2 separate regions of the Homo sapiens genome follow, and region 1 is linked to region 2. A link is a contact called in ENCODE Hi-C or POLR2A ChIA-PET data. All regions are on one chromosome and are shown on one strand. The core of a region is the stretch at or near the end of the contact, and the rest is flanking DNA. Distances in the headings are between cores, read along the strand shown.

What was found. A loop is a pair of places that touch in the nucleus more often than their neighbours do. ChIA-PET counts read pairs that join two places held with the same protein, here RNA polymerase II (POLR2A). Pooled maps may share reads with other maps.
Region 1: a loop to region 2 is called in a map with no recorded cell type, with 2.3 times the contacts of the local background. The contact joins two enhancer-like sites. A Hi-C loop is called at or near these places in 5 of 37 single-sample maps with no recorded cell type and 4 of 50 pooled maps. POLR2A ChIA-PET finds 5 or more read pairs at or near these places in 5 of 52 experiments (GM10248, OCI-LY7, activated B cell and 2 more).

Annotation. Positions count from the first base shown.
Region 1 is chr14:91,137,272-91,140,197 of GRCh38, forward strand. The region is part of intron 1 of DGLUCY (D-glutamate cyclase); the gene reads left to right. Among named protein-coding and RNA genes, the nearest start is that of SNORA11B, 12 kb to the left of the region's middle. Within about 2 kb of position 1,405, at least 2 of the 41 ENCODE cell types and tissues checked have a DNase peak (open chromatin) inside an H3K27ac peak, as active enhancers do.
Region 2 is chr14:91,008,417-91,011,116 of GRCh38, forward strand. All of the region lies in intron 1 of RPS6KA5 (ribosomal protein S6 kinase A5), which reads right to left. Among named protein-coding and RNA genes, the nearest start is that of RPS6KA5, 51 kb to the right of the region's middle. RefSeq lists enhancers at 1,173-1,222, 1,233-1,442. Within about 2 kb of position 1,260, at least 8 of the 41 ENCODE cell types and tissues checked have a DNase peak (open chromatin) inside an H3K27ac peak, as active enhancers do.

The DNA.
Region 1 (2,926 bases), core at 155-2,654, 130 kb after region 2:
CCTGTTCAGATTCTTCTTGGTCTCTCTGTGTCTCGTTCTTTTACCTGGAGTGTAGAATGTGACCTCTTTTGGAATAAGGGTCTTATGGCCTACTATCAGAAAAGGTAGAGAATTTCTTTTCTTTTTTTTTTTTGAGACGGAGTCTTTCTCTGTTGCCAGGCTGGAATGCAGAGGTGTGATCTCTGCTCACTGCAACCTCCACCTTCCAGGTTCAAGCGATTACCCTGCCTCAGCCTCCTGAGTGGCTGGGACTACAGGCGTGCGCCACCACGCCTGGCTAATTTTTTTTTTTTTTTTTGTATTTTAGTACAGACGGGGTTTCACCATGTTGGCCAGGATGGTCTTGATCTCCTGACCTCATGATCCGCCCGCCTTAGCCTCCCAAAGTGCTGGGATCATAGGCGTGAGACACCGTACTTGGCCTGAGAATTTCTCTATGGCTAGCTCTTACACAGAAAGGCAAGGGAAGGTTAGAGTAATATTTCTAGGTTTTATGGCTGGCTTTGAGAGAGAGGGTTTCTAGTTTCTATCACCTGCCTTAGGGAAGAGGAATTCTAGTTTCTATGGCCTGCCTTGGGAGAGAGGGGAGCAGGAGAGATGGAGACAGGAAAAGGTCAGTAACATCTTGCTTCTGAGCCCCCCAATGTCCTTCAGTTCAAACTACTCAGCATGACAAAGCACCAAACTTTGGGATATCATTTTCTGAGCCCCAAAAAGACACTGCGTGATTCAGTTTGCTAATACTCTGTTTAGAGTTTTTATATCTATACTCATTAGTTACATTGACCTGACACTTTCCTCTTTGGTCCTGCCTTTGTCTTCTGGTCCTGAGGGTTTTTGTTGATCCAGATAAATGTTCTGGGCACTAAGGTAGTGTCCCCTGCCTATCTAGACCATGGGGTATCAGACCATTCTCACACTGCTATAAAGAAATACGCAGCTGGGCGCGGTGGCTCACACCTGTAATCCCAGCACTTTGGGAGGTGAAGGTGGGTGGATCACCTGAGGTCGGGAGTTCGAAACCAGCCTGACCAACATGGAGAAACCCCATCTCTACTAAAACTACAAAATTAGCCGGGTGTGGTGGCTCATGCCTGTAATCCCAGCTACTCAGGAAGCTGAAGCAGGAGAATCGCTTGAACCCAGGAGGCGGAGGTTGCGGTGGGCCAAGATTGCGCCATTGCACTCCAGCCTGGGCAACAAGAGTGAAATTTTGTCTAGAAAAAAGAAAAAGAAAAAAAGAAATATTCGAGACTGGGTAACTTATAAAGGAAAGAGGTCTAATCCCCAGTTCCACATGGCTGGGGAGGCCTCAGGAAACTTAAATTCATTGCAGAAGGCAAAGGAGATTTAAGCACCTCCACAAGGTGGCAGGAGAGAGTGAGCAAGAGGGAGGGGGGAAATGTCACAATTTTAAGCCATCAAATCTCGTGAGAATTCACTCACTGTCATGAGAACAGGGAAACTACCCCCATGGCCCAGTCATCTCACACATGGTCCCTTCCTCATCATGAGGATGATGATGATTACAATTTGAGATGAGATTTGGATGGGGACACAGAGCCAGACCATATCAGATGGGGCATGAATCTAAGTTATATTGGCCTTCGAGACCATGAGCTCAATCAAAAGTCAGCTCCTGAGCAGGAGCTCAACAAACTTTTAGGTAAAGAACCAGATATTTTAAATATTTTAGGCTTCCACGACACATGCATCTCTGTTTCTATTAGTCATTGTTCTCCAGAGAAACAGAACCAATAGGAGATACAGATATAGACAAACAGATTTAGTATAAAGAATTGGCTCACAGGATTATGGAGGCTGAAAAGTTCCACTATCTGCCATCTGCAAGCTGGAGATAAGGACTAAATTCCAGTCTGAGTCCAAAGGCCTGAGGACCAGGAGCACTGATGGGGCAAATCCCAGTACAGGGACAGGAAAAGGCCCAGCTCAGTCAGCCAGGCAGAGAGCAAATGCTCCCTTCCTCCTCCTCCTTGTTCTCTTCGAGTCCTCCGTAGACTGCATGATGACCACTGCCATTGGTAAGGATGGGATCCTCCTTACTCAGTCTACTGATTCAAATGCTAATTTCACCCCAAAACACCCTCACAGATGTACCCAGAAATAACCAGACCGGGCGTGTTGGCTCATACCTGTAATCCCAGCACTTTGGGAAGCCAAGGCAGGTGGATCACTTGAGGTCAGGAGTTTGAAACCTGCCTGGCCAACATGGTGAAACCCCGTCTCTACTAAAAATACAAAAATGAGCTGGATGTGGTGGCTTGTGCCTATAATCCCAGCTACTTGGGAGGCTGAGGCAGTAGAATAGCTTGAACTCGGGAGGCAGAGGTTGCAGTGCGCCGAGATCGTGCCACTGCACTCCAGCCTGGGCAACAGAGTTGAGGCTTTGTCTCAAAAAAAATGAAGTTTAACCAAATGTCTGTGCACCCTGTGATACAATCAAGGTGACACATAAAATTGACCATCACACTGTAAACCAAAAAGTACCTGAGACAGTTCTCAATCAATTTAGAAGTTTATTTTGCCAAGGTTAAGGACAAGCCCAGGAGATGGGTCTGTGCCTTTCTCCAAAGATGATTTTGAGGACTTCAGGATTTAAAAGGGGAGAAAGCAGGATGGAGGGGGAAGAGGGAGGCTGTGGTCACATGACTGAATCCCCATGTTGCAAGAGAAAGGGAGCAGGTAGGGGAATAGTAAGTCAGCACTCTCTGTAAGATAAGGTGAACATAGAGTAACTACCTGCAGAGATCTTTAACCTTTTATGTGTAGCTATCTGCTTAGGAACAAAAGGAAAGACAGATTCTTGCATGACTCAGCTTTCAGCTTCATTTTCTTCCTTCTGGCAGAGTGAACCAGGGTTCAAGTTTTTGTTTTTCCTTCACAATACTGTTGTTTCTCCTCTTCC
Region 2 (2,700 bases), core at 10-2,509:
GACATGAAGGAGAATATCATGTGAAGCTGGTTAGAAAAGCTCATTGAGAATACAGGTCCCCATTTACTCAACAGTCAAGAGTGCCTACTAAAGGCCAACGTTCTGGGCTACGTGTTAGGTCTTTAGCTAAGAAGTACAGGATTTGTACTGGCAAAAAAATGAGAGGATGGCTGGGAAATTCTGTACTGGAAGAACAGCTGGGGCAAAGGTATAAGTAGAAATAACTATGTTACTACGAGAGAATAATAAAAAGACTGTTCTAACTAGCTATAATGAATTTATGTGAGAAAAACATAACATAAAATAGGTATATGGAACTAGCTGGCTCAAAACCTGGAATGCCAGACTAACTAGTTTTAATTGAATCCGTAAGTAATAATGGCTCTTCACTACATAAAAGTAATGTTTTAGAAAAATTCTCCTGGCAGTAATGTACAATGTGCATAGAAGCAAGGAAAAATGATTGCTAAAAAACAATGAGGTATTGCAGTAAAAAAGATGTGTACTAATGAGGGTCTGGTCTGAGTAAAAACTAGAGGAAAGAGTGAACCCAAGAATCACTGTAATGCTCAGTTTAAGAAACATTCATTGAATACCTGTCTTGGGTGCTGAAACTACAAAAGGCACAGGACAGGGTCCTCACTTTCAAAGATAAATTAACTCAATTTCTGTTCCATTTTTTTCCCTATTGGCCCCTGCTATGGTGTGAATGTTTCTCCTCAAAATTGTATGTTGAAATCTAATCCCCAGTGTGTTGACATTAAGAGGTGGGGCCACTGGAAAGTGATTAGGTCACTAGGGCAGAGCCCTCATGGATGGGATTAGTGCTCTTATAAAAGAGGCTAGAGCGAGCCTGCTGGCCCCTTCCACCATGTGAGGACACAGCTAGAAAACATCATCTATGAAGCAGAGAGCCCTCACCAGACACTGAACCTCCTGGTGCCTAGAACTGTGAAAAATAAATTTCTGTTGTTTATAAATTACCTAATCCAAGGTTGCTGGGCTTTTTCTTTTAATAGAGACCGAGTCTCACTATGTTGCCCAAGCTGGTCTCAAACTCCTGGCTCATGCAACCCTCCCTCCTTGGCTTCCTAAAGTGCTGGAATTACAGGCATGATGCCTGGCCATGTCTAAGGTATTTTAATTATTGTAGCCTGAACAGACTAAGACAGCCCTATATCTAAAGCATAAGAAATGCAAGTCTGGTGAATGGCAGTGTTACCAACAGAATAAGGAAGTCAAAAGGGGAAGTTTTTTGGTTTCAACACTGATTTTGAAGAATGGCAGAAAAAAACCCCAAAAGAGCTTTCATGTAGGCAGCTCTAGACAAGGAACTAAAGTTCTGCAGAGACATCATGCACAGAGTTACTAGGAGAAAGGCAATGGCTAAAGCTTTAAGACGAACGCCCTTCAAGAGACCACAGGAAAGGAAAGGCAAGTCTTGATGATTACCTAGAGTTATGAGGCAAGAAGAAAAAGAGCCAGAGAAGTGGTTCAACTAACCATGTATGAAATTCAAAGAAAGAACATCAAAAAAGAAGTATCAATGCAGTCAAATGCAGCAAGAAGGTGGAAGTGCATGAAGACTGAGACACTCTAATTTGGTTAGGTCAACAGCGATTTTTTTTTTTTTTTAAGAACCATTAATAGGGGAAGAATGAGAAAAAAAGCCAGATTTCAAAAAGCATAATGAAGGAAGTGAATTTTTACTACATTTTTTACTAAATTTTTGAAAGTTTACTAAACTTTACTAAATTTTTTAAAGTTTAAAAGGAGGAGATATTATTTTTAAAAATAAAACAGTCAAAACAGAATGCAGATTATTTGTATGATGACCTACCTTGACATACCATGACATGACTGTTAAATAGGATAGTGACCACAGAAATGACCCCCTTTGAACTATAAAGTCAAACAGCACTGGCTGGACTCTAACCATTCAGGCCGTAAGCTGGGGAGCTAGAAAATTCTTCCCAGAATAAAAACAAGCTAGCTCCAAGAACCATGGAGATTTCATAGAGCCATAATATCCCGGATCATCAAATTGTTCAATAACATTGCAAGTCACATCTAACCTTTTAAGGATGGTTTGAAACCCCTAATGTCAATGTCAAAATGGGCATCTAACAGCCCAAATAAAAATCCAAGCCTCAGCATAAAAGTATGTGAATAGAAAAGCTTAAGCCTAAAATTTACACAGGAAGGTTGCATTATAGGGGTGTGGATGGAAAAACAAAACAATAACAATTCTGTTCAAGGAATGAGGGTATAATGAAAAGGAATACAGGGGAAATGGGAAAGAATCATATGAAACTTTTTTCCAACTTAAGACAGATGACAGAGAAAACCCATGGGAAAATGGAATGTAGGAAAGGCTAGAAAAAGTAGAGATGGGAGGGTGGTTCCTAAGGGAGCAGGTTCTTCACGCAGTGATAAATAATGGGATCCGGGACAGAAGAGACTCAAGAATTCAAGAACAGAGAGAAGGATATGTTAAGGTGTCAAGGGCAGGAAAAAAACAAACCATAGGCTTTCTCACCAACACAAATGGTCTCTGAAGGAAGTACCAGAGAAGCAGTACCCTGGAGCAACAATAGAATGCCTCAGCAGTCAGCTTGGCCAAAAACACACCTCAGAAGATGAAATGAGATCTATGCAAAGTCACCTTACGAAATACAAATCACTGTATGCAGATCAGAA